Linked DNA regions of Homo sapiens: all the other regions are linked to region 7. Evidence: chromatin contacts called from ENCODE Hi-C or POLR2A ChIA-PET data. All regions are on one chromosome and are shown on one strand. The core of a region is the stretch at or near the end of the contact, and the rest is flanking DNA. Distances in the headings are between cores, read along the strand shown. Region 1 overlaps SULT2B1 (sulfotransferase family 2B member 1). Region 2 holds the start of PPP1R15A (protein phosphatase 1 regulatory subunit 15A). Region 3 holds the start of QPCTL (glutaminyl-peptide cyclotransferase like). Region 4 holds the start of OPA3 (outer mitochondrial membrane lipid metabolism regulator OPA3). Region 5 holds the start of FOSB (FosB proto-oncogene, AP-1 transcription factor subunit). Region 6 holds the start of SPHK2 (sphingosine kinase 2). Region 7 holds the start of ZC3H4 (zinc finger CCCH-type containing 4).

Region 1 (3,758 bases), core at 401-2,900, 1.5 Mb before region 7:
TTCCCACAGCCACAGGGAAGGCTCTCCCAGGCATTGCACTGAGTGAAAGAGCCAGACTTGGAAGGTAAACTCTGTGTAATTCCATCTCTGTGACTGTGGTTGGCCAAATCACAGCCTCCAATGATGTTGTCGTCCTAATCCTTGAAATCTGAGACTGTGTTCCACAAATGGCCAAACGGACTTTGCAGATGTGATTAACAATCTTGACGAGGTGGCTCATGCCTCTAATCCCAGCACTTTAGGAAGCCGAGACAGGTGGATCACTTGACATCAGGAGTTTGAGACCAGCCTCGGCAACATGGCGAAACCCCATCTCTACTAAAAATACAAAATTAGCCAGGCGTGGTGGCGCATGCTTATAATCCCAGCTACTCAGGAGCCTGAGGCAGGAGAATCACTTTAACCTGGGAGGCGGAGGTCATGGTGAGCTGGGATCATGTCACTGCACTCCAGCCTGGGTGACAGAGTGAGTCTGTGTCTCAGAACAAAAAACCAATCTTGAGGCCAGGCATGGTGGCTCATGCCTGTAATCCCAACACTTTGGGAGGCCTAGATGGGAGGACTGCTTGAGGCCAGGAGTTCAAGACCAGCCTGGGCTACACAGAGTGAGAACCCAATCTCTTTAAAAAATAAGAAAAAAAAGAAAGAAAACTCCTGGGCTCAAGCGATCCTCCCACCTCAGCCTCCTAAAGTGCTGGGATTACAGATAGATGTCACTGAATCCAGTGAGTTACAATTTTAGATAAAAATTTATCTAAAATTTATCATATATATATATATATATATATATATATATATATATGTTTTTTTTTTTTTTTTTTTTTGAGACGGAGTCTCTCTCTGTCGCCCAGGCTGGAGTGCAGTGGCGCGATCTTGGCTCACTGCAAGCTCCGCCTCCTGGATTCACGCCATTCTGCTGCCTCAGCCTCCTGAGTAGCTGGGACTACAGGCGCCCGCCACCACGCCCTGCTAATTTTTTGTATTTTTAGTAGAGACAGGGTTTCACCATGTTACCCAGGATGGTCTCGATCTCCTGACCTTGTGATCTGCCTGCCTCAGCCTCCTAAAGTGCTGGGATTACAGGCGTGAGCCACCACGCCCAGCCTAAAATTTATCTAACATTTAATCTAAAATTTGTCATTTATCTAAATGCTAAATGCTGCTAGAACGGTGGCGTCAGGGAGGCCCCTCTGGGAACTCGACATCTGAGCAAAGACTGAAGGTAGCGAGAGAGGGAGCGGTGTGTGGGGACCAGAAGGAAGAGTGAGCGCAAAGAAGTGAGTGGTGGGCTGCTGGGATTCTGGGGCCTGAGTGGGACTGGAGCTGGGGGGCCCTGAGCGGCCCACCCTTCCAGGAATGCGATCGGACAGCAGGAGGGATTTCTCAGCAGCCCTGGCGGTGCCGCTGACTCACTGCCAGCGTCTGTGATCAACTCGCCTTTGGAGAGAGAGCATTGCCAAGACTCCCCCACCACCAGCCTGAGCTGGGTTCAATGCGCTTCACTCCCAGGACGCGCCAAGCAGTGTCCCGGCGCCCTGCCCTGCCTCTGTCCGGGCTGTTCTCCCCGCCAGGCTCTCCCTCACTTGGAGCCCATCTGGGCAGGCGTCCCCAGCTCAACCTCTCAGCAGGATGACTCACCCTTGGCCGTGGCGCAGAGATACTCTCTTGGCAGGAGTGTGACTGGCATAACCTCTTAGGGAGATCGTTTGGGAACATTTACAGGATTCAAGGCCAGCTCCTTCTCTGTCTTCAGGGCTTGGGTCTTCCCTGACCACCTTGGCTAAAGCAAGAGACCTCCCACCCCGTGCACATTACTGCCCATCTCCGCATCCTGCTGGCCTCCTTTGCGGCCCTTTTTAATACTTTTTTTTTTTTTTTTTGAGATGGAGTCTCACTCTGTTGCACAGGCTGGAATGCAGTGGCTTGATCTTGGCTCACTGCACCCTCGACCTCCACCCTCCGGCTCCTGGGCTCAAACGATCCTCCCACCTCAGTTTCCCCAGTAGCTGGGACTACAGGTGTGTGCCACCACACTCAGCTAATTCTTAAATTTTTTGTAGAGACAGGGGTCTCGCTATGTTGCCCAGACTGGTCTTGAACTCCTGGGCTCGTGGGATTCTCCTGCCTTGGCCTCCCAAAGTGCTGGGATTACAGGCATAAGCCACCGTGCCCTGCTTATTTTTATTTTTTGGATACAGGGCCTTGCTCTGTTGCTCAGGCTGGAGTGCAGTGATGCGGTCACAGCTTACTGCAGCCTCAGTCTCCTAGGCTCAAGTGATTTTCCTGCCTCAGCCTAGCCTCCTGAGTAGCTGGGACTACAGGCATACACCACCACACCTGGCTAATGTTTACATTTTTTGTAGAGATAGAGTCTCACCACATTGCTCAGGTTGGTCTTGAACTCCTCAGCTCAAGCGACCCTCCCACTTCAGCCTCCCAGAGTGCTGGGGTTACAGGCGTGAGCCACCGCACCTGGTCTGTTGCCTTCTTTAAATCTGCCTTCCTCACTAGCAGGAGAGCTGGGAAGTGGCAGAATTTTTCCCTGTGCTATGTCCTTCCTACCTTCAAAGCCAATGTCCGACACACGGGTAACACTGTGTTCTTTTTTTGTTGTTGTTGAGACAGAGTCTCGCTCTGTCGCCCAGGCATGATCTTAGTTCACTGCAACCTCTGCCTTCTGGGTTCAAGCGATTCTCCTGCCTCAGACTCCTGAGTAGCTGAGATTACAGGCGTGCACCACCACGCCTGGCTAATTTTTGTATTTTTAGTAGAGACGGGATTTCTCCATGTTGGTCAGGCTGGTCTCAAACTCCTGACCTCGTGATCTGCCCGCCTCAGCCTCCCAAAGTGCTGGGATTACAAGTGTGAGCCACCGTGCCTGGTTAAATACTGTGTTCTATTTGCCAGATCCCCGAATGAACCTGACCCCCTAGAAACATAAGGAATAGACAGATGCCCTTGAGGAAGCGCGCAGTGAAATATATCCCAGGGCGATCATGGCAATGATGTTCCAAGAGAGGCCAGAAACAACAGGGGACGGGGTAAATGAGTCTGGACCTGGAAAAACGCTGGAATTCAGCCACTCAAAAGGAGTTTACATCTTGACAGGGACTTGGGTTATACATGCATCTCTGCATCTCTCCCTCTCCCTCTCTTTTTTTTTAAAACAGAGTCTTGCTCTATCGCCCAGGTTGGAGTGCAGTGACACAATCACGGCTCACTGCAACTAGCACCTCCCAGGTTCAAGTGATTCTCATGTCTCAACTTCCCAAGAAGCTGGGATTACAGGTGTGTGCCAACACGTCCCTCTAATTTTTTTTTTTTTTGACAGAGTCTCACTGTGTCACCAAAGCCGGAGTGCAGTGACACAATTTTGGCTCACTGCAACCTCTGCCTCCCGGGTTCAAGTGATTCTCCCATCTCAGCCTCCTGACTAGCTGGGATTACAGGAGCACACTGCCACGCCCAGCTAATTTTTTATATTTTAGTAAAAACGGGGTTTTACCATGTTGCCCAGGCTGGTCTGGAACTCCCGAGCTCAAGCAATCCACCCGCCTCAGTCTCCCAAAATGCTAGAATTACAGGTGTGAGCCACCACGCCTGGCACATCCCTCGAATTTTTGTATTTTTAGTAATGATGGGGTTTTGCCATTTTGGCCAGGATGGTCTCGAACTCCTGGCCTCAAGCAACCCACCAGCCTTGGCCTCCCAAAGTGCTGGCTTTACAGGCATGAGCCATTGTGCCCAGCCGTACATAT
Region 2 (3,516 bases), core at 457-2,956, 1.8 Mb before region 7:
TGGGGCCTCTGGGCTGGGGCTGAGGATTGCGGCCCTGGGGCAGCTTCTCCTTTCCCAGTTTCTTTGTGTGCCTTTTCCTCCTTCTCCTCGGACGCCTCTCCTGAACGATACTCCCAGGACCTGGGGTCGGAGCCTGAAGATCGGGGGGACACGGAGGTCTTCCTGGCTCCTTTACTTCTTTCTGTTCTTTTATCCTCCGTGGCTTGATTCTCTTCCTCCCCTGGGCAAGACACCCAAGTGCTGGGCTTGGATCCTGGAGACAAGGCAGAAGTAGAGGTTCTGTGAGCTTCTTTCTTTACAGCTTCTTCATCGTCCTCCTCCTCCACGGCTGGACAACACTCCCGGTGTGATGGTGGATAAGAGAACTTGTTAACTCCCTCCTCTTCAGCAACTCCCTCTTCCTCGGCTTTCTCCTCCCCTGGGTTCTTATCAGAACCTTGCAGTGTCCTTATCAGAAGGCTGGGAGACAGGGGAGCACGCTGGCCATCTGCAAATTGACTTCCCTGCCCTCTAGGGACACTGGTTGCCTCTCGCTCACCATACATGCCATCATCATCATCCAAAAGTCCCCAGGCTTCAGGAAGGGAACTGCTGGTTTTCAGCCCCAGTGTTTCTCTGTCCTCTCCAGGGCCTCCACTGTCTTCAGCCTCCTCTTCAGGGCGTCTGCCCCAAGGGGTATGGGGGATTGCCAGAGGAGTCCTAGCTTCTCCCTCCAGGCCAGCTTCTACCAGAGCTGCTCCTTTTACTGCTTCCACCAGCCAGGGCTCTAGAGGTCCCAGGCCCCTCAGGCGGCTCCAGGCGCGGCTGAGGAGGCCCATCACTGGGGACAGGAGGAAGAAAGGGTGGGCATCCCTCCACGGGGTAGCCTGATGGGGTGCTTGGCCTGGGGCCATGTGTCTGGGCTGGAAAAGGGGGAGAAAAAAATAAAGTTTAGGGGCCATTTAGAGGATGGCATCCGGGCGTGACTATGAGTCATAGCAACGGAAATAGTAACACAACTATTGTAAATAGCAACGCGAGAGTCCCAAATTCCTTTCTGATCTCGGCCACGCCCATCTCTGTCCCTTGGCTCTGTTCTTATCTCTCAATAGCCAGGAGTCTGAGCCCCTAGTTCTGCCTTAGATCCAAGGGTCCAAGCCCCCAGCCCTCTCTTTCTTCAGACGCAGAACTCCCAGTCCCAAGAACCAAGAACAAAAGTCTTTACTTGCTTCCCTTGGCGACAAAGTCATAGTCCCTAGCTCTCTCATTCTGCTGAAGATTGACAAATCAAACCCTCACACCCTCCTCCCTCGCAGACTGAAACATTCTGACCCGACCCCCTACTTGGCAGATGATTCCTTCACGGGGGACCCAAGAATCTGGCTTCCAGATCCCTCCTCCCTCAGGCTCAGGACTCCAGGCTCCCAACCCCTTCTCCTTTCTAAATCCGGGCCCCCAGCCCCGTGGGGACCCAGGCGTTCCGACCCCTTACTCACCGGCTGGGAGCTGCGCGTCACCCCGGGGGCAGGAGCGCCGGTTCGGTCTGCCAGAAGCGATCACAGGTCCGGACGGTTAGGGAGGCCAGCGCGTTCATCTCACCCTCAGGCGTCGGGCTCCGAGTAACTCAGAGTATCTCCGGCTGCCTCAAGTGCCGTGGCGACAAGCGGGCGCGGGGTCGTGCAGCGTCTTGCATAAGATCAACAACTGGGATGGGAACCGATAAGAGCAACGAACACAATGGCCACTAGGCTTTTATAGCCTACCGCGCCCGGCGTGCTGACGTCACGAAGAGAGGCGGGGTTTCGAGACCGCAACCCGAAGGGTGGGAAGTGGAAGTAAGACAGGACTTCTCGCGGAGATTCCAGCTTTTGCAACGTCACGGCGGAGTTTCCGAGCGTGACCACGCCCCTCCAACAAACGAACTGTCAATCAAATGCGTGGCCCTGCTTCAACAGCGAGCCAGTTCTCTCTCAGCTCAGGGTCAATGCCTTCCCACCCCAATTTATTTATTTATTTAGTTAGTTATTTTGAGGCGGAGTTTTGCTCTTGTTGCTCAGGCTGGAATGCAAAGGGGCGATCTCGGCTCACCGCAACCTCCGCCTTCGGGGTTCAAGCGATTCTCCTGCCTCAGCATCCCGAGTATCTGGGATTGCAGGCATGTGCCGCCACGCCCGGCTAATTTTGTATTTGTTTAGTAGAGACGTAGTTTCTCCATGTTGGTCAGGCTGGTCTGGAACTCCCGACGTCAGGGGATCCTCCCGCCTTGGCCTCCCAAAGTGCTGGGATTGCAGGCATGTGCCGCCACGCCCGGCTAATTTTGTATTTGTTTAGTAGAGACGTAGTTTCTCCATGTTGGTCAGGCTGGTCTGGAACTCCCGACGTCAGGGGATCCTCCCGCCTTGGCCTCCCAAAGTGCTGGGATTACAGGCGTGAGTCACCGCGCCCGGCCTATTTATTTATTTATTTATTCATTATTTATTTTTCTGAGACGGGATTTCACCATGTTTGCTAGGCTGGTCTCGAACTCCTGACCTCAGGTGTTCTGCCTGCCTTGGCCTCCCAAAGTGCTGGGATTGCAGGCGTGAGCCACCACTCCAGGCCTATTTATTTATTTGTTATTTTTTATTTTTTTATTTTTTTTTGAGATGGAGTCTCGCTCTGTCACCGAGGCTGGAGTGCAATGGCGTGATCTCGGCTCACTGCAACCTCCATCTTCCGGGTTCAAGCGATTCTCCCTCTTCAGCCTCCGAGTAGCTGGGATTACAGGCACGCACTACCACACTCAGCTAATTTTTTGTATTTTTAGTAGAGACAGTGTTTCGCCATGTTGCCCAGGCTGTTCTCGAACTCCTGAGCTCAGGCAGTCTGCCTGCCTCGGCTTCCCAAAGTGTTAGGATTATAGGCGTGAGCTACTGCACCCAGCCTATTTATTTTTTGAGTAGGCGTCTCACTCTGTCGCCCAGGCTGGAGTTCAGTGGCGCCATCTCGGTTCACTGCAACCTCCACCTCCTGGGTTCCAGCGATTCTCCTGCCTGAGCCTCTGGAGTAGCTGGGATTACAGGCATGTGCCACAATGCCTGGGTAATTTTTGTATTTTTAGTAGAGACAGTGTTTCGCCATGTTGACCAGGCAGGTCTTTTTTTTTTTTTTTTTTTTTGAGACGGAGTCTTGCTCTGTCGCCCAGGCTGGAGTGCAGTGGCACGATCTTGGCTCACTGCAAGCTCCTCCTCCCTGGTTCTCGCCATTCTCCTGCCTCAGCCTCCCTAGTAGCTGGGACTACAGGTGCCCACCACCACGCCCGGCTAATTTTTTTTGTATTCTTAGTAGAGACGGGGTTTTTCACCGTGTTAACCAGGATGGTCTCGATCTCCTGACCTTGTGATCCACCCGCCTCGGCCTCCCAAAGTGCTGGGATTACAGGTGTGAGCCACCGCACCCGGCCGACCAGGCTGGTCTTGAACTCCTGACCTCAGGTGATCTGCCCGCCTTGGCTTCCCAAAGTGCTGGAATTACAGTTGTGATCCACTGTGCCTGGCC
Region 3 (3,367 bases), core at 868-3,367, 1.4 Mb after region 7:
AAGAAACTAGTCCAGGCCGGGCGCGGTGGCTCACGCCTGTAATCCCAGCACTTTGGGAGGCTGAGGTGGGCGGATCATAAGGTCAGGAGTTTGAGACCAGCCTGGCCAATATGGTGAAACCCCGTCTCACTAAAAATACAAAAAATTAGCCAGGCATGGTGGTGCACACCTGTAATCCCAGCTACTCAGGAGGCTGAAGCATGAGATTTGCTTGAACCTGGGAGGTGGAGGTTGCAGTGAGCCGAGATCGCGCCACTGCACTCCAACCCAGGCGACAGTGTGAGACTCCATCTCAAAATAAAATAAAATAAAATAAAATAAAAAAGAAACCAGTCCAAGGTCACAATCTAAGTGGATGAGGTAGCATTGGGACTCAGGCAGTATTTAAGTGACTTTTTTTTTTTGAGATGGAGTCTCGCTCTGTCACCCATGCTGGGGTGCAGTGGCGCAATCTCAGCTCACTGCAGTCTCCGCCTCCTGGGTTCAAGTGATTCTCGTGCCTCAGCCTCCCAAGTAGCTGGGACTACGGGTACCCACCACCACGCCTGGCTAATTTTGTATTTTTAGTAGAGATGAGGTTTCACCATGTTGGCCAGGCTGGTCTCAAACTCCTGATCTCGAGGGATCTGCCTGTCTCGGCCTCCCAAAGTGCTGGGATTAGAGGTGTGAACCACTGCGCCTGGCCTTTAAATGACTCTTCATGCTTTCTGGAAGACAACAGATACATTACAGCACCAGCTCGGAGCCAACCTGTTTGGGTTCAACTCTAGGTCTATGATTTTCTAAACATTGGGTCTCACTAGGTTGACTAGGCTAGTCTCAAACTTCTCAGGTGATTCTTCCACCTTGGCTTCCCAAAGTGCTGGGATTACAGGCATGAGCCACTGCACCCGGCTAAGGTCTACTACTTATTATCTGTAGGATTTGTGCAATGTGTATAACCTCTCTGAGCCTCAGTTTCCCCATCTGCATAATGAAGATCATATTGGTACCCACCTTATAGGGCTGTCTGTTGCCTATGCCTAGCACACAGTAAGCTTTTGGTGGGGGCATTAAGGGGGGCAGTACAGCCTGGTGGTTTGTTACCAGCATGGAGTCTAGAGTCCGATTAACTCCAGTCAGAGCCCCAGTTCCTCCTCTTAGCTTCTTTGGGATCTTGAACAGGATTCTTATTTCCCATTCCCTGGAGGGCTAGGGGGTCAGGGACTGGAGGTGGGTCCCTTTACCTTTCTGACTTGGAGATTTCCCGGGCTGCCCGGGGTTCGCACAACCAGCAGGGGGCGCAGATAAGTGCTCCAGAGACGCTGTGGATCCAGTTGTCCCACCACCCTCCGCAGCCGGGCTTCGGGGAGGCTTCCGATCAATGGGACCTTGGGAAGGAGGTGGGATAGGGAAGGGAAGAATGAGAGCAACCCCCCCATTTCAACCCTACCCCGGGCGCCGTCACCCGCGAGGAGCCCCGGGTTCTCTTCCTAATCTGCCGCCTCCAGCATCGGAGACTTCTAGGATAAATCCAAGGCTCAGGAAAAGTCCTTCCAAGACCATCCGGTCCAGCCTACCTCAAACTTGATGGGGAAATCGAGGCCCAGTGAGAGAGAGGGGAGATGGAGGAAGGGACTCTTCCAAATAGTTGACTAAAGGCGTAGAACCCTGAACCCCCCCGTCTTACTATTTCAGACCTTTCCTCTTAAAAGGAAGCTACTGTTGCAGAACCAGCCCGAAGCCTTATTCCTTTGGTAAGGGTCATGCGCTCAGATGACGAAGACGGTGGCATCTGCGGTTAGGGCCGTACGCTAAAGCCACGTCAACCCTGGGTAACAGCGGGGAGGGAATGAGGGTCCCCGCGGTGCCCGGGTCCCCGCCCAGCCTCACCCGCAGCTCCCGGCCCAGCGGCAGCTCCTCAGTCCTGCGGTGCCAGCCGCTCCAAATGGTGTAGAACGCCGAGCCCACGGCCAGCGCCAGCAACAGAGGCAAGAGCCGAACCCGCGGTAGCAGGCGGCGCTTCGGCGGCAAGAGTGGCTCCATGAGGCCACGTTCCCCCAGCCGCAGGCGGGGTCGCCCGCGGCCCCCGGAACGCATGGCCGCTTTGCCCTGAAACCTGTACCAGACCACGGATTGAGTTTAGGCCCAGCCAAGTTCCTCCCCATGGAATCGGTGGGCCAATAAGCAACAGCTGCGGCTGCACCAGCCCACCCCACAGCGAGCAGCGAAACCAATAAGAACTACGGTCCTGAGGACACGCCTCCCAGCCTCCCTTAGGTATTGGGGTTGGTTCCCCTGAGAATGGCACGACCCAAATGGGAGCGCAAGAGAAGTAGGCTCCGCCTTAGCGGAGGAGGGAAAGCCAATGAACAGCGTTTGATCATGGAAAATATTCGATCTCCCGGGCGCAGGTCCATGCCCCTTCCGGATGTAGGCAGGGGATTGGTGGCGCAGGGTCGGAAAGATCAGTAGATACGTCAGTAACGCGTCCCAGAGGGAAGAGGGGCGGTGCCTGTCTCCGAAGCGAGGAGCGGATTGGCTTCACGGAGGCCGCGCCCCCGAAGTCACGGCCGGCGGGCATTTGGAAATAGCTTGTCATTTCCCTCCTTCAACCTGTACCATTCTTCAAGAAACGGTTTGAATCAGACTGCCTTTCCTTTTGTCTTCATTGTCATAAACATCTGCCCCCGTGTGGTTCTGACTGGCCGCGAACCCCTACCCGAAGCTTTTATTCCATCATTGTGCACCGTTGGTGGGGAATGCTGTGGCAACAGGCCACGCCTCCACTTACTGGTTGGCTTTGCGCAGGCGCCAACGGAAGTGGGTCGCAGGAAGAGGAAGTCCCGCCTCTCTCTCCTCAGGCAGCAGCAACGCGGAGGAAACGGGAGTGAACGGAGAGCGTAGTGACCATCATGTGAGGCCGGGCTAGGCTTAGGCGGCGGGAATGAGGTTGAGGGTGGATATTTGACCGATTGAGTGTGGGAAGGGTTGAGCAGAGCGGGGGGGGCAGGGGCAGATGTTTTAGGGATGCAGCGTCCTGCTTTTCTCCTGATGAGTTTGAGAACGGGCGTGGGGCCTTTGACGCATCGTGACTTCGGGAGAGGGGACAGCTTTATCAGATAACGCCCTGGGCTGGGCGCGGGGGCTCATTCCTGTGATCCCAGCACTTTAGTAGGCCAAGGCGGAGCATCGCTGGAACACAGGAGTTCGAGACTAGCCTAGGCAACATAGCGAGACCCCCGTCTCTACAAAAAAAAAAAAAAATTTAATTATGAAAAACATGTTTTAAACGATAACGGGAGTGGTCCTAGATAATTAGTCCTATTGAAATGAATGTTAAGGGGCAGCGATTTTACGAATACTGGGGGAGGCCGAGCGCGGTGGC
Region 4 (3,657 bases), core at 228-2,727, 1.5 Mb after region 7:
AGCTTGACAAAGGACACTCAGAGAGTCAGACTGGATACCAAAGAAGTCCAGAGCCCCCTGATTCTGTGTCCTGAATGTATGTTTCCTCCTACACACCACTCCTCTGTTCCTGTTTTCCTTTTTTTTTTTTTTTTTTTTTTGAGACGGAGTCTCGCTCTGTCGCCAAGACTGGAGTGCAGCGGCGTGATCTCGGCTCACTGCAACCTCTACCTCCCAGGTTCAAGCGATTCTCCTGCCTCAGCCTCCAGAGTACCTGGGATTACAGGTGCCCGCCACCATGCCCGGCTAAATTTTTTTTTTTTTTTAGTGGAGATGGGATTTCACGATGTTAGCCAGGTTGGTCTCAAACTCCTGACCTCAGGTGATCCACCCTCCTCAGCCTCCCAAAGTGCTGGGATTACAGGCGTGAGCCATGGCGGCCAGTCCTCTGTTCCTGTTTTCTTCTGTCCCTCTGCCTCCGAGAATCTCTCAATTACCCATCAGCACTCCATCATCCAGGAATTTCTCTCAACCCCTTCCTGACATTGTTTATATGATTTTACTCCCTGCTGGGTAAGAAAGGACAGTCTGGGACATGTCCTTAAATTTATTTCTGAACTAGCTCCCTGGGGAACCTACCTCCTAATGAAGGAAGTTGGGTTGCTTGAGAACGGGTATGGTTTTATTGGCCAAGATGCCAGGCTATCAACCTCTGCAGGAACCTTGTGCCACCCCCTGCCCTGCTCTGGGCCTCAGTTTCCTTGTCAGTTACTTGGGAAAGGGTTGGATTCGCTGCTTCTGGGGGTGAAATGCACCCTCAGGCTGGATTTAGCATTAATAATGCAATCATGACCTGTATAGTAAGAAGGGCTATTTACTGAGCGCTTAACTATATGAATGGCACCATTCTAACCACTTCCCATGGTCCACTGTTTTACACTCAAGATTAGCATAGAAGCCTCACAACAACCCAAAGAGGCAACTGCTATTAGGATTCCCATTTGGTAGACGGTAATACTGAAGTCCAGAGAGGTTATGCCACTCATCTAATATTACACAGCGAGGAAATGGCAGAGCTGGGATCCCAGCCAAAGTCTGTATGACCGCGCGGCTTCCTCTTAATCCCAATGAGAGCCCTAGCTTGCAGAGGAAGGTGTATTTGGGGCTCATAGGACTAATTAGGACTAATTAAGAGCCTCCTTTGGGTGGGGACGCCAACTCGGAACGTGACATCACGAAGGAGTACAGTGACGTTGGCCAAGGCGGGCGTGGGAATCCACACGCCTTCCAGCATCCGTTTAACGGCACCGCCCCCTGACCCGCCTCACTTCCGTGTATATTTGCATATTCAGCGAACGGACGTCGCTACGCCAGCGTCGACGGGGTGACGTCAGGATGCGCCTCTGAAGTTTCCCTCGAGCGTACGTACATACGTACTGACGCACGCATGGCCACGAGAGGGCGGGGGAGGAGTGAAGAGGTTGAGGCGCCCCGCCCAGTCAGCAAGGTTGCGCGTGCCCTGTGAGACCGCCAAGATGGTGGTGGGCGCGTTCCCTATGGCGAAGCTGCTATACTTGGGCATCCGGCAGGTCAGCAAGCCGCTTGCCAACCGTATTAAGGAGGCCGCCCGCCGAAGCGAGTTCTTCAAGACCTATATCTGCCTCCCGCCGGCTCAACGTGAGTCTGACCCGAATTCCCTCCAACCTTTTTCCTTTCTCCAACCCCTGTCAGGTGGTTGCTTAGGGGATGGACTTCTGTCTACGACCAATCACAGCCCGAACCGGCAAAGTCCAGTGGCCAATAGTGGGGGGTTTCTGATAGAGGGGCGTACGGGTGGCCCAGTAGTGAGGGCGGGGCGGGGCGTAAGGGGCGGGTCAAGGAGCCACCACGCGAGTAGGAAATGCCAGCCGATAAAGGAAGAGAGCGCTTGGAGACTGATGCCCTGTTAAACCAATAGTGTGAGAGATGGGAGAAATTTGGACGGGGCTTTCCAGGATAGAGGAGCTAGGGGAGGGGCTGAGGAGAAACCGGACGGGGTCCTTTGCCCGGCTGTCCTTGGGCAACTTCATTTCAAAAGCGGCACCGTGTGCCTCAGTTTCCCCACTGATCTAGGAGGTGCTTGTATATCCTCCGTTTAGGACGTCGACGTGCCTCAGTTTTACTGTAGTCAATAAGTCTGGATTAGGGGCATGGTTCGGGGGTGAAGTCTGGGTTCTGGAGACATGGCCTGGGAATCCGGAAAAGGACTTTGAGCCAGAGAGGACATTCATCTGTGTACTCATTAATGCGCTCATACGCCGTCCTTTCATTCGGTTGACAGACTATGCGGCCTTTTTGCTCAGCACTGGGAGATATACTCCTGATCCATCACTGTCAACCCAGAGTGGTCGGGAAAGTGGGAGCCCCGGAGCTCAGAGGAACTGGCTGACCCAGGGACCTGAGGCCAGCAGGGCTGCCTAGAGGGGGCCGCCCGAGCTCAGATCTAAAGGGCATAGTAAGGTCCGGCGCGGTGGCTCACACCTGTAATACCAGCACTTTGGGAGGCCGAGGCGGGCGGATCACATGAGGCCAGGAGTTCGAGACCAGCCTGGCCAACATAGTGAAACCCGGTCTGTACTAAAAATACAAAAATTAGCTGGGTGTGGTGGCGCACACCTGTAATCCCAGCTACTTGGGAGGCTGAGGCAGGGGAATCGCTTGAACCTGGTAGGTGGAGGCTGCAGTGAGCCTAGATTGTGCCATTGCACTCCAGCCTGGGCGACACAGCAAGACTGTCTCAAAAAATAATAAATAGAAATAAAGGGCTTAGTAAACACCCAAAATATAAACTACTTTAAAAAGGTGATCTTGCCGGGCGCGGTGGCTCACGCCTGTAATCCCAGCACTTTGGGAGGCCGAGGTGGGCAGATCACGAGGTCAGAAGATGGAGACCATCCTGGCTAACACGGTGAAACCCCATCTCTACTAAAAATACAAAAAAATTAGCCGGGCGTGGTGGCTGGGCGCCTGTGGTCCCAGCTACTCAGGAGGCTGAGGCAGGAGAATGGCGTGAACCCGGAAGGCGGAGCTTGCAGTGAGCCGAGATCGTAACACTGTACTCCAGCCTGGGTGACGGAGCAAGACTCCGTCTCCAAAAAAAAAAAAGGTGATCTGTGTTGTGCTACGTGGGACATAAAATAAGGGAATTTAGCATCATTGGCTGGGTCAGAGAACCACTGAAACCGCCTTTGCAAAATTATGACTGACACAGCGAAAGAGATCTAAGTTAACTTACTCCATCTTGCTTCTAACCTCCAAGCTATCCTTGTTCATTCCTGGGCAAAGGCTGAACTAACTTTGGGAGAGATTTAGTTTGTAGTTTATAGTTTAAACAAACATGGTAACAGCCCTTTCCCAAAGCAGACCTCCTTCTTGTCTGGCGACTGGATTGCCTTTGTAGGACTAACATTAGCCACAAGATTAGAAATTATGGTTTAGGAGTCATGCAGCTGGAGGGTACAAGATTCTGACCCTCCCTAAACTGCTCCTAAGATCAGTGCTTGAGATATTTCACAGACCCTGCACTTGATGGATCAGCTGGCCTTACCCAGATCAATAAACTGGCCCATCTGATCTTGTGGCCCCCCAACCCAGGAACTGACTGAGCGCAAGAAGACAGCTCCGACTCCCTGTGATTTC
Region 5 (3,664 bases), core at 984-3,483, 1.6 Mb after region 7:
GGGAGGGAGAAGGAGAGGCCTTAGGCCAAGCCTTCCTCTACACTCACACACATACACACCCCCCTCTGCGCGAGGTCCCATGCAGGGGCGGGGGTCCCAGTCAAAAGGGTGTTTGGGGGACGGGCCTAGGAGTTTAGAACAACGTTTCAAGTTACTGTCTCTTCTCAGAGTGAGACTGACGAGTGACAGTTTAGGGTGAACGGACAGGTAGATAAAAGTAACCACTGGAGCTCTCTCAGATTGTCGCGGAGGGGGAATGGTGCGGGACCTGAGCCCCCAAGCCTCAGCAGCGCTCATCTCCCCCCTCCCGTAAATGGACTCCTGGAACTGCTCTGAAGGCTTAACTACTCTCTCGGGGGGCGTGGTGAGGGAAGGGCTGGCTCGCCGACCAATCAGAGTCCTGGGAACCCAGAGGGGGCGGAGCTCCTGGAGACCACCTGGCTGGTTGCCCTTCGGTTCGCGGTTCTAGTCCTGTCTTGGGACACACCGGAGGAACCGGGCATGAGGAGCAGAGGGAGTGGGAATGTGTCTGTGTGTGCCTGGAGAAGAGGGTGACAGCCACCGTATCTCTCCAAGAAACGCCAGCACACAAGCAGACACCCCCTTCTCCTGAGAGCCCAGGGACTAGATCCCCGCAAGGGCCTCGCAGATCCATTGGGTCGCAGACAGGCGCTCTTGTCACGACAGGGATCCCCTCCCTCTGCCTCTAGAGGCGCCGAAAAGAGACCCAGCCGCCAAGGAACCACGGGTTCCGGGGACAGAGAGGGGGGAAGGAAAATGCACCCTACAAATAGGAAGGGAAAGCTGATTGGCCAAGGCGTGCGCCCCGGCGGCCAATCGAAACGCCGGGCTGCCCCCTCCCTTAGCAACGTGGCCCCGGCGTTCCAAAATAGAACGCTCCCGGGACGTCAGGGGCGGGGCGGACGAAGGGGGCGCCGCGCGCCGTGCGTGCCCCGCGTCAGACGGAGGATTCCAGCGCGTCAGCCGTTACGCACGGGTCCCCCGTTACGTCTCCGCGCAGGAGGCGGAGGCAGCGCGGCTGAGGGTTCGAGGCCCCTCTTCCCGATGGGTGGAGGGCGACCCGGCACCGAAGTGGGCGCTCCGAAGGAGGAGGAAAGGAAAAGAGACTGCTGGAAGCTTCCCCGGGATTTCCCCCACCTGCCTAACTGCGCTAGCTTCAGGTCTGGGACCCGAGCAGGGGGCAGTCCCGGGGCCGGCTCAAAGTTCTCAGCCCCGCTACCGCATACACGTTGCATTGAGCAGCGCATTACCCACCCCACCCCCACCTCGCCCCAAAGCCTACCCTCCCTGCCGCGTTCCCTCCTTGCGCTCCACGCACGCAACCAATTGCAAACATCTCCCGACTCTTTGCAGTTTGCAAAGTGCGCTGTGAGCCTTTTCCATCTCAGATCTAGGGTTCTGATGCGCCTTTTTGTGGGGGTTGGGGTTTATTCTTTTCACCCTTGACTTAAAAAATAAAACCTACAAAGCAGCACCCCTACTATCAAAAACTTACCTGGGAGGCGGCGGCGGTGGGTGGACTGCCGAAGGAGTCCACCGAAGACAGATATTGAGACTCGGCAGAGGGTGAGGAGCTGCACCGGGAGCCGGAGTCGTAGTCTCCGGGGAAAGCCTGAAACATTTCCCTGGGCACAGGGGGGCCCCTGTGACCACGCTGAGGTCGCCGGGAAGCCAAGGCTATGGCCGGGTTGGGGAAGTAAGGTGCAAGTCCGGGGTGAGCCGTGGGAGTCCCCGGTGAGCTGAGCGAGTCCTCAAAGTACGCTGTCCGGGGAAGCTCGGGGAAGGAGCAACGTCCCGTTCCAACAATGGCAAAGTTTCTGTGCAGTCTTCCTGCGGTGCCCAGGCCCCCACAGGATGCCGCTGTACCTCTTGAAAGTGCAGGCTCCGTAGGACCCAGGGGCGAGGGAGGGGTTGCTCCCCCAGGGGCAGAAAGCGCTGTCCCGCTGTACAGAATCAGCTTCAGCTACGGTCTCCTCCACGCGTCCGGCGGGTCCCACGGGGGGAGGGGAGTAATAAAGAAGACCAAAAAAAGTAAGTCGGTCCTCCAAAAGAAAATGAAGAAATATCTGGAAGAATCTTTCCAAAAACTTTCTCCCCGGAAAAAAAAAGATTAATGAAATTTCATAACCCCCAAGAAGAACCACAACAATCAAGTTTCCAAGTCTTGGTTCCGCGTGTCCCTGCCGTGGCCGTAGCTCTGAGTCTTATGAATGAAGCACAGACCCGCCAGCCTGTATTTATATGCCCGGGACCCGCCCCCCTGCTTACGTCACCCGCCCCTTGCTGGACAAACTTCCCCAAATCTCCGGCCCCGCCAAATCGAGTCCCGCACTGTCCAGCAAGAGGTCTGTTCTAGACTCGATCTGGTCACTTGCATGACCCTCGGGGCCCTGGGGGTCTCGGGGGTTGCGTTCCGGGCCACTCGGCGGGAGGGGATCCCGGCCCCGCCTTCCCGGAGTTCCTGTGACGCAATTAGCCATATAAGGAGCTCGGCCGGCGCGGCGGAGTGTTTGTTTGGTATCCTAGCAATGACGTCAGAGGGAATCCCTCGCTCGCTCGCGCGCGCGCCCGCGCCCCGCCCGCGCCTGCGCAGTGCAACGCCGCCCCGGGGGCTGGTAATAATAGGCGCTTAGACTAGCCCCGCAGGGACCCCGCTGACCCGGGCGGGGAAGACCCCAGCCTGCAGGTCCCCTTCACCTCTGGCGCCCCCACCTACCCTGTTCTACCGATGGTGCAGCGCCCCCATTCGAGAAGAAGAGCAGATCTCCAAAAGGAGACCCTGATTAGTGTGGTGTGGTCACGTAGGTGGGGAAACTGAGTCCCGAGCGGGCTGTGATGCTCAGGTGAAAGTGGAGGTAATGGAGGGATTCCGAGGCTCGTCCTGGTTTCTGTCCTGATTCGCTGTGCGAGCTTAGGAAATGTTTTCCCTCTCTGAGCTTTAGCTTTAATCTTCCCCGCTGGGCAAAGGATGTGTGTCTTGGACCCTGCTGGCCTTACAGGTCCGGCGTTTGGGAGGGATGCGGATTTGGAGGAGATGGGAAATGAAACTTAGAGAGAAGCCTCTCTTCTGATGGTGTTGGTAGCCTCTCCTTCCACCTTTTAATCCACCCGGAGACAAAGAATGTGTAAGAGGGAGGGGATATTATTATTAATTCTAATAATAATAATTAATGCCTTGTATTTGGCACTTGCCAAGCACAGCTCCTGTGCTACGCCTTTCAGTAGAAGATTTGTAATCCTTAAAACAGCTCTGGAAGGTTAAGAGAGAAAAATCTTCATTTTATAAAAGAAAAAAATGATACTCAGGGAGGTTAAATGACTTGCCCAAGATCCCATCACAAGAAATTCAAACTCAGAATTGTCAAACTCCAGATTTCCTACCCTTTCCATTTCTTTTCTGATTTCTGAGACCTGCCTGGTTGGATGAAACTCCCTGAAAAACCTGTGTCTGGGGTTTTTTTAAATGATAATGGCAATATTAGTAGCTTTCACTTGTCAGGTCTTTTTTTTTTTTTTTTTTTTTTTTTTTTTGAGACGGAGTCTTGCTCTGCCGCCAGGCTGGAGTGCAGTGGCGATCTCGGCTCACTGCAACCTCCGCCTCACCTTAGCCTCTCGAGTTGCTGGACTACAGGCGCGGGCCACC
Region 6 (3,213 bases), core at 713-3,212, 1.5 Mb before region 7:
CTGAGGTGGGAGAATCCCTTGAGCTCAGGAGTTCAAGACCAGCCTGGGCAACAGAGGGAGACCTAGTCTCTAGAAAAAATAAAAAAATTGGCCGGGTGCAGTGGCTCATGCCTGTAATCCCAGCACTTTGGGAGGCCGAGGCCGGCGTATCACCTGAGGTCGGGAGTTTGAGACCAGCCTGACCAACATGGAGAAACCTCATCTCTATGAAAAATACAAAAGTAGCTGGGTGTGGTGGCGCATGCCTGTAATCCCAGCTACTTGGGAGGTTGAGGCAGGAGAACTGCTTGAACCCGGGAGGCGGAGGTTGCAGTGAGCCAAGATCGTGCCATTGCACTCCAGCCTGGGCAACAAGAGCGAAACTCCACCTCAAAATAAATAAATAAATAAAAATAAAAAAATTAGCCAGCCATGGTGGAGGCTACTTGGGAAGCTGAGGTGGGAAGATCACTTTAGCCCAGGAGGTTGCAGCTGCAGTAGGCTGTGATTGTGCCACTGCTTTCCAGCCTGGGCAAGAGTGAGACCCTGTTTTTTCTTTTTTTTTTTTGAGACGGAGTCTCACTCTGTCACCCAGGCTGGAGTGCAGCGCGATCTCGGCTCACTGCAACCTCTGCCTCCCGGGTTCAAATGATTCTCCTGCCTCAGTCTCCCGAGTAGCTGGGATTACAGGTGCGCATCACCATGCCTGGCTAATTTTTGTATTTTTAGTAGAGATGGGGTTTCACCATGTTGGCCAGGCTGATCTCGAACTCCTGGCCTCAGGTGATCCGCAGGCCTTGGCCTCCCAGAGTGCTGGGATTACAAGCTTGAGCTACCACGCCTGGCCTCCAATTTTTTTTTTTTTTTTTTAAAGAAAAGCTTCAGATTTTGTCTTTCCACAGTATGAGGATCTTGGCTTTTAGATGGTCCCTTACCTGGTCCTGCTGCTCCTCTGCTTCAAGGTGTCCATTCATCTGCTGGTCCTCTGCTCTGTTACATCAACGGGACCCTGGCCCTGGGTCTTAAGCCATAGTAGGCTGGTAGGAGCAAGGAGTCAGGTCTCACTGTCCTGGCCTGACCTTCAGCTCTGTGGAGGAGAGGTAAGTGAGGAGCAGCATTGACAGCCAACTGCAGGAGGCCCTTCCAGGCTCAATGTGCCTGAGAACCAAGAGGCAGGGGCCTCCCTGGCGGGTGGGGGGAAGAGTAGATAAGTCATTTTAATCACTGCCCCAGCCAGTCCATCTGGTTGCACACAATATGTATGCTATAATAGGAGTGAAGGCTAATTTTTATTGAGCACTTATTATGTGCAAAATATTGACCTCAGCAGTTTTATTAACTTTCATAATCCTGAAAAACACCCCTGTGTGCCAGGCCTGTTGTCATCCCCTTTTTGTCCATAAGGAGAGTAAGGCCCAAAGAAGTTAAGTGATTTTCCCAAGATCACAGAGAGGTTAAATGACTTGCCCAATCACCCCATTAGTAACTAGCAGAGCCAGGATTTGAATTTGGTTATAGCCTTGCAAGGCCCCATCTCACCATCTTTCTTTGCCACTACTTCTCCCTGGGTCTCCATCTCACCCCTCTTTCTAGGTCTCCTTCCTACCCTTTGGGCCTCCATTCCCCCCACCCCCAAGCCACGGAGTCTCCATTTTGCCTCCCCTATGAAACTCTGTCTCCCTCTTTCTAGGTCAGGGAAGGGCCATCTAGGGGCCGGGGGAGAAGGAGAAGCGGAACTCAAAGGATGGGAATACAGGATGCTATAGATTGAGGTGCAGCAAGATCATCTCGGGTTAGACCTTAAGTAGGACTTCCCAAGCAGCGGCTGCGCCTACGAAGTGCAGCGCGAGATCAGGGAGCGGTGAACCTGATAAGGAAACGCCCGAAGCGTGGGGTCGGAAATTTCCAGATGCCCCGACTAGCCCTGCCAGCCCCGCCTCCTCACCTCCAACACTGGGCCCGCCGGGTCCTCCGGGAGCCACTGAGAGGCCGTCGGCGTCGGGCCAGAGCGTCACCGCGCGACGCATCGTGCTAGCTACACGCATCTCGCTCCCAGATCCCTTTCTTCCGGAAAGCTATCGAGAACACGGCCTGGGTAGGGCCAGAGAGGCCCCCGACGTGCTGGCCCTTCCCTCTTGGACGTTGCGCTTGTTCCTGCGCTCTATGCTCTCTGCCGTTATCGCCCGGCTAGTCAGTCGTCCAACTCACCACAGAGAAGTCCGGATCGTGGTAGAGCGCCGCGTCGCACCCATGTGACGTCACGGCGGCGCCACTCGCTTGAGGCTTTCCCCGCCCACCCCAGCCCGTTCTCTCTTTCCGGACCTGGCCGAGCAGGAGGCGCCATCATGGTGAGCTCGCTTTGCGGCGTTCGGGGCTGGATAATCCGCTGCCATCCGCCGTGGTTTTGGGCTAGGGGCACGCTGGAGGGCGGCAGGGGGTCTGCGGCTGCCCGGAGGGAGCAATTCCCGATACTGGGGACCTACTCTGGGGGCCAGGAAAGCAGGGATGGGTCAGTCATAGCCTACCGCCCCCACTTAGTAGATGACCAAGTGGAGGTACTCGGAGGCTGATATGACTGGGTTTACAAAGCCAGGAAGTGGCAGAGCCAGGATTCCGACCCAGGTGGCTGGACCCGCAGCCACTCTTAGTTATTTGGCTTTGCTGCCTTTATCTGGACCTGTCACTTTCTAGTATGAAAAGTCGGGTTCGATGGGGGCCGCGGCGGGTGAGAGGATCGAGAGCCGAATAACTGGATTTGGGGACCAGGCAGGTCTCTGAGTCTCAGGCCCCTTCCCACCTTGTGATGGTTTTTGAGCCTTTGCCCCAGTGTCTGGCTGTTCGTTGGGTACACAGTAATCTCATCTGACAAGTTTGTGAATTTGGGAAGAAATAATTCACAGGAGATGCTCATCACGGGGTTTTGCACACAGTAAGTGCTGCATAAGTGGAGCTATTAAATAGTTCTTGTAATTGTCAACACAGTCTGAAAAACTTAAGTTGCTCAGAAAGGCAGCAGGGCGGTAGGAGCCTGGCGAGGCGGCTCACGCTTGTTATCCTAGCACTTTGGGAGGCCGAGGCGGGAGGATTCCTTGCCCAGGAGATCAAGACCAGCCTGGCCAATATTGTGAGACCCTGTCTCCACTTTAAAAACGATGTTTTAAAAAGACACTATTTGGTAAGGGTTGTTGGATTGACTGATGCTGTAGGAGAGGTGGTTCTAGTAGTATTGCTAGG
Region 7 (3,456 bases), core at 301-2,800:
CTGGGATTACAGGCGCGCCACACCATGCCTGGCTAATTTTTTGTCTTTTTAGTAGAGACGGGGTTTCGTCACGTTGGCCAGGCTGATCTCAAACTCCTGACCTCAAGTGATCCGCCAGCCTCGGCCTCCCAAAGTGTTGGGATTATGGGTGTGTGCCACCACGCCCCGCTGCCAGCTGGAACATTTAAAAAACAGTAGGATCCGCTGGGCGCGGTGGCTGACGCCCGTAATCCCAGCACTTTGAGAGGCCGAGGCGGGCGGATCACGAGGTCAGGAGATCAAGACCATCCTGGCTAACGCGGTGAAACGCCGTCTCTACTAAAAATACAAAAAATCAGCTGGGCGTGGTGGCGGGCGCCTGTAGTCCCAGCTACTTGGGAGGCTGAGGCAGGAGAATGGCGTGAACCCGGGAGGCGGAGCTTGCAGTGAGCCGAGATCCGCGCCACTGCACTCCAGCCTGGGCGACAGAGCGAGACTCTGCCTCAAAAAAAAAAAAAAAAAAGTAGGATCAATATACCAGGAAGTCACATGGTGCCTCTGTCTCCAGATTTATCACTGTTGACACGGTTTTTCTCTCTTCCTGGAATCTAAGTGGTCTTTGCTTTGTCAGGGCCTGAAATAAGGTATTTCTTTTCTTTTTTTTTTGAGACAAGAGTCTCACTCTGTTGCCCAGGCTGGAGTGCAGTGGCATAATCTCGGCTCACTGCAGCCTCGCGACCTCCCGGGATCGGGCGATTCTCCCTCTTCAACATCCCGAGCAGCTGGGACTACAGGTGTGAGCCATCATGTCCTGCTAATTTTTGTATTTTTAGTAGAGAAGGGGTTTTACCATGTTCGTCAGGCTGGTCTCCAACCCGAGCTCAAGCGATCCGCCCGCCCCGGCATCCCAAAGTGCTAGGATTACAGGCGTGAGCAACATCGCCCCGCCTGAAATAAGGTATTTCTTCTGCCTGGAACCATCTCTTCTTTTTCATGTACCAGCCTAAAAGAACAATTACAAGACCCTCCTCTAACACTCCACCCACCCCCTTTATTCTTTAACTCTGTTTCTCTCCCTTGGGGCATTATCGGTTAAGTTCCATGAAGACAGAAACTGTTCCCATGCTCCATCACAGGGACTGGCACTGTAGAAAGAGCTAACAAGTATTTAAGGAAGATCCCTGGATTCGAGGTTACAGTGAGGTATGATCGTGTCACAGCACTGCAGTCTGGGCGACAGAGCAAGACTCTGTCTCTTAAAAAAAAAATCTTGCTGTGCTTTTTAGAACTAATCCTATGACCGTGAACCGATTACTTAAAACACCGAACTTCAGTCTGCAAATGGGAATAGCAGCAGCTTATGTTAGGACGGTTATGAGGGTCAAAAGATTTTGTTTGTACAGTCTACGACACCGGCCAGTGTTTCTAGCTCTGCTATTTGAGAGCCTTCCATGGGTCCTACACCCCAGGTCCTTAAACTCCCCTGAGGGACTACCAAGCCCCGCCCCTCTCGCATCCAATGATGACATCATCGACTGGGTTGTCGAGTGACGTCACCTCCGGGCTGGCTGGGCTTCATCGCTTCTCCGGAAACCTCCGACTCTCGGCACCTGGCCTCCAGCTTTCGGTTATTTTTTTTTTCCCTCTCCGTAGCCTGAATTCCTTCCCTCCCATTCTCCCACCTAAAACTATTGGCTCTTCCCGCCTTCCTTCAAACTAGCAATTTTCGGTTTTTCCCTCTTGCTCTCCGGCGAATTCCTGAAAGTCGTTTATTCTCCCCTTCAGCCCCGCCCGTTCAGCTCATTCTCTTAATCGCATTACCCTGGCTGCTTTTCTTTCGGCTGTTTCCACCTCCTGCCACCCACCCGGACACCGCTTTCGGCTCTTTCCGGACCGTCTCAGTTTCTCCTCCTTCCCCGGTCCCGATCGGCTTAGGCTATTTATGGCTCCCCTAGGTTTCTCATGCTCTCTCTAGCCCCACCCATATCACCACCTTCAGCTCTTTCTGGCTCTCCCCCGTCGCCTCCTCGCTCCTGCTCAGCTCCTTTCGGCTATTTCCGCCTCCCCTCGGCCTCGCCCTTTGCCTTCGGCTCTTTCCGCCGGCCTTCGGGCAAGCGGTCTCTACCCCTCTCCTGCACGTGACACGGCCTCCGCCTCCGCCTCTCAGTTCCCCCTCCCATCTCACCCTTCCTCCCGCCTCAGCCTCTAGGCTGGTTCGGGCCGAGCCGCCATTTTGTGTCAATTCCTGATTGCGGCGGGGGCCGGGCAGCCGGGGCACCCAGGGCGGGCAGAGAAGGGAGACAGTCGGCCCGTCTCCGCGGCCCGTTCCCTCTCTCCCTCAAATCCTTTTTTTCTTTTTAACCCCCCACCCCCCTCGCTCGCTCTCCTCTTCTCCCCTTACCCTTCGCTTGCTCCATCGCGCGCGGCCCGCGCTAATTACACCCAACCACCCACCAGTGTCCGTGTCTCCCGGGTGTCCCGCCCCCCGGGGGTGCGTGGGGGGGGGGCTCTCGCCCCTATGAGGGCCCCGCGCCAGTGAGCGAGTGACCGCAAGGGTGGGCTGCGGAGAAAGCAGGCGGCGAGCGGCCCTCCGAGGCCTAGGCCGTGCGGCCTACGCGGAGGTCAGCGCAGAGGTGATTCCGAAACCGAAAAAATATATACCCCATTCCCATCAGGAGCCCTCCGAGCTTAAGTGTGCCCCTCCCGCCACGCCCAAGCAGTCCTTTTTCGTGCATTAACATCCCCTCCCCCCCAAAGGAACTATGGAGGCCGCGCCCGGGACCCCCCCGCCGCCGCCATCAGAGTCGCCGCCGCCGCCATCGCCGCCGCCGCCATCAACGCCTTCGCCTCCTCCGTGTTCCCCCGACGCCCGCCCGGCCACCCCGCACCTCCTCCACCACCGCCTCCCGCTCCCTGACGACAGGTCAGGCCCCCGGTTGGGCCGGGGCTGCGTCCCCGGGGGGAGGAAGAGGAGGAGGAGGAAGGGGGGCGGCCGCCATGTTGGGCCGGGCCGCGGAGGAGGAGGAGGAGGAGGAGGAGGAGGAAGGGCGGGGTCGGTGGGTGTCTCTCGATCGCTTGCTCGCTCGCTCTTTCTCGCTTGCTTTCTCTCCCGGCCTCATGCGTTTCCCCCCCCTCGCGGCGCTCGCCCGCTCTCCCTCGCTCTCGCTCTGTCTTTTTTGGGCGCCATGCTGAGGGGAAGGTGAGGAGGCGCCCCTCGGACCCCCCGCGCCCGTCCGCCTGTCCTGGGGAGGGGGCGCCGTGGGGGGTGCTGCGGAGACCCACGGGGGTCCTGGCTGCCCCTGCGCCCGGAGCTGGCAGCTACGGGCCCGCTTGCCCGTCGCCTGGCTTCGGGGAAGGGGATGGGGGAGGGGCTCCGGACCCTTTTTGGGGGGATCTCGAACAACAGCCCCGCTCTTAGGGGTTTGGGGTTGGGGGTCTCCCAGCCCCCGGCAGTATCCTTTCTCCTGGGGGAGGCAC

What was found. Hi-C counts contacts between places; a loop is a spot of excess contacts on that map. ChIA-PET counts read pairs that join two places held with the same protein, here RNA polymerase II (POLR2A). Pooled maps may share reads with other maps.
Region 1: POLR2A ChIA-PET joins it to region 7 with 10 read pairs in PC-9. The contact joins the enhancer-like site here to the promoter of ZC3H4 in region 7. POLR2A ChIA-PET finds 5 or more read pairs at or near these places in 3 of 52 experiments (CD8-positive, alpha-beta memory T cell, PC-9 and activated CD4-positive, alpha-beta T cell).
Region 2: a loop to region 7 is called in a map of naive thymus-derived CD4-positive, alpha-beta T cell, with 36 times the contacts of the local background. The contact joins the promoter of PPP1R15A here to the promoter of ZC3H4 in region 7. A Hi-C loop is called at or near these places in 1 of 168 maps with a recorded cell type or tissue (naive thymus-derived CD4-positive, alpha-beta T cell), 2 of 37 single-sample maps with no recorded cell type and 10 of 50 pooled maps. POLR2A ChIA-PET finds 5 or more read pairs at or near these places in 2 of 52 experiments (activated CD4-positive, alpha-beta T cell and activated T-cell).
Region 3: a pooled map shows a loop between it and region 7 (15-fold over the local background). The contact joins the promoter of QPCTL here to the promoter of ZC3H4 in region 7. A Hi-C loop is called at or near these places in 1 of 37 single-sample maps with no recorded cell type and 8 of 50 pooled maps. POLR2A ChIA-PET finds 5 or more read pairs at or near these places in 1 of 52 experiments (Caco-2).
Region 4: a map of CD8-positive, alpha-beta T cell shows a loop between it and region 7 (30-fold over the local background). The contact joins the promoter of OPA3 here to the promoter of ZC3H4 in region 7. A Hi-C loop is called at or near these places in 3 of 168 maps with a recorded cell type or tissue (CD8-positive, alpha-beta T cell and gastrocnemius medialis), 2 of 37 single-sample maps with no recorded cell type and 13 of 50 pooled maps.
Region 5: a map with no recorded cell type shows a loop between it and region 7 (17-fold over the local background). The contact joins the promoter of FOSB here to the promoter of ZC3H4 in region 7. A Hi-C loop is called at or near these places in 1 of 37 single-sample maps with no recorded cell type and 8 of 50 pooled maps. POLR2A ChIA-PET finds 5 or more read pairs at or near these places in 3 of 52 experiments (GM12878, MCF 10A and activated CD4-positive, alpha-beta memory T cell).
Region 6: a loop to region 7 is called in a pooled map, with 26 times the contacts of the local background. The contact joins the promoter of SPHK2 here to the promoter of ZC3H4 in region 7. A Hi-C loop is called at or near these places in 2 of 37 single-sample maps with no recorded cell type and 10 of 50 pooled maps.

Annotation. Positions count from the first base shown.
Region 1 is chr19:48,566,408-48,570,165 of GRCh38, reverse strand. The region is part of intron 1 of SULT2B1 (sulfotransferase family 2B member 1); the gene reads right to left. Among named protein-coding and RNA genes, the nearest start is that of SULT2B1, 16 kb to the right of the region's middle. Within about 2 kb of position 1,650, at least 18 of the 41 ENCODE cell types and tissues checked have a DNase peak (open chromatin) inside an H3K27ac peak, as active enhancers do; they include PC-9, where a contact is called at or near this core.
Region 2 is chr19:48,870,611-48,874,126 of GRCh38, reverse strand. It overlaps PPP1R15A (protein phosphatase 1 regulatory subunit 15A), which reads right to left and starts at 1,706. Exons shown (of 3, transcript NM_014330.5): 1 at 1,476-1,706; 2 at 1-902. The coding sequence starts at 893. RefSeq lists enhancers at 419-468, 313-923, 849-938, 1,599-1,708, 1,819-1,878 and 3 more and cis regulatory regions at 139-639, 799-1,299, 1,486-2,059.
Region 3 is chr19:45,691,416-45,694,782 of GRCh38, reverse strand. QPCTL (glutaminyl-peptide cyclotransferase like) reads right to left here and starts at 2,117. Exons shown (of 7, transcript NM_017659.4): 1 at 1,873-2,117; 2 at 1,227-1,370. The coding sequence starts at 2,079. SNRPD2 (small nuclear ribonucleoprotein D2 polypeptide) reads left to right here and starts at 2,830. Exons shown (of 3, transcript NM_001384647.1): 1 at 2,830-2,896. The coding sequence starts at 2,895. RefSeq lists enhancers at 1,410-1,960, 2,486-2,615, 2,626-2,755, 2,574-3,294.
Region 4 is chr19:45,582,622-45,586,278 of GRCh38, reverse strand. OPA3 (outer mitochondrial membrane lipid metabolism regulator OPA3) reads left to right here and starts at 1,477. Exons shown (of 2, transcript NM_025136.4): 1 at 1,477-1,656. The coding sequence starts at 1,515. RefSeq lists enhancers at 1,418-1,597, 2,433-3,368, 3,369-3,657.
Region 5 is chr19:45,466,565-45,470,228 of GRCh38, reverse strand. FOSB (FosB proto-oncogene, AP-1 transcription factor subunit) reads right to left here and starts at 2,233. Exons shown (of 4, transcript NM_006732.3): 1 at 1,517-2,233. The coding sequence starts at 1,642. RefSeq lists enhancers at 136-185, 1,231-2,132 and a silencer at 2,317-2,596.
Region 6 is chr19:48,618,255-48,621,467 of GRCh38, reverse strand. It overlaps SPHK2 (sphingosine kinase 2), which reads right to left and starts at 1,962. Exons shown (of 7, transcript NM_020126.5): 1 at 1,925-1,962; 2 at 915-1,066. The coding sequence starts at 953. It overlaps RPL18 (ribosomal protein L18), which reads left to right and starts at 2,290. Exons shown (of 7, transcript NM_000979.4): 1 at 2,290-2,327. The coding sequence starts at 2,325. RefSeq lists enhancers at 1,619-1,708, 1,869-2,548, 2,819-3,213.
Region 7 is chr19:47,111,870-47,115,325 of GRCh38, reverse strand. ZC3H4 (zinc finger CCCH-type containing 4) reads left to right here and starts at 1,550. Exons shown (of 15, transcript NM_015168.2): 1 at 1,550-1,606; 2 at 2,737-2,902. The coding sequence starts at 2,742. RefSeq lists enhancers at 1,408-1,637, 1,878-2,037, 1,917-2,644, 2,645-3,373 and silencers at 2,448-2,537, 2,788-3,277.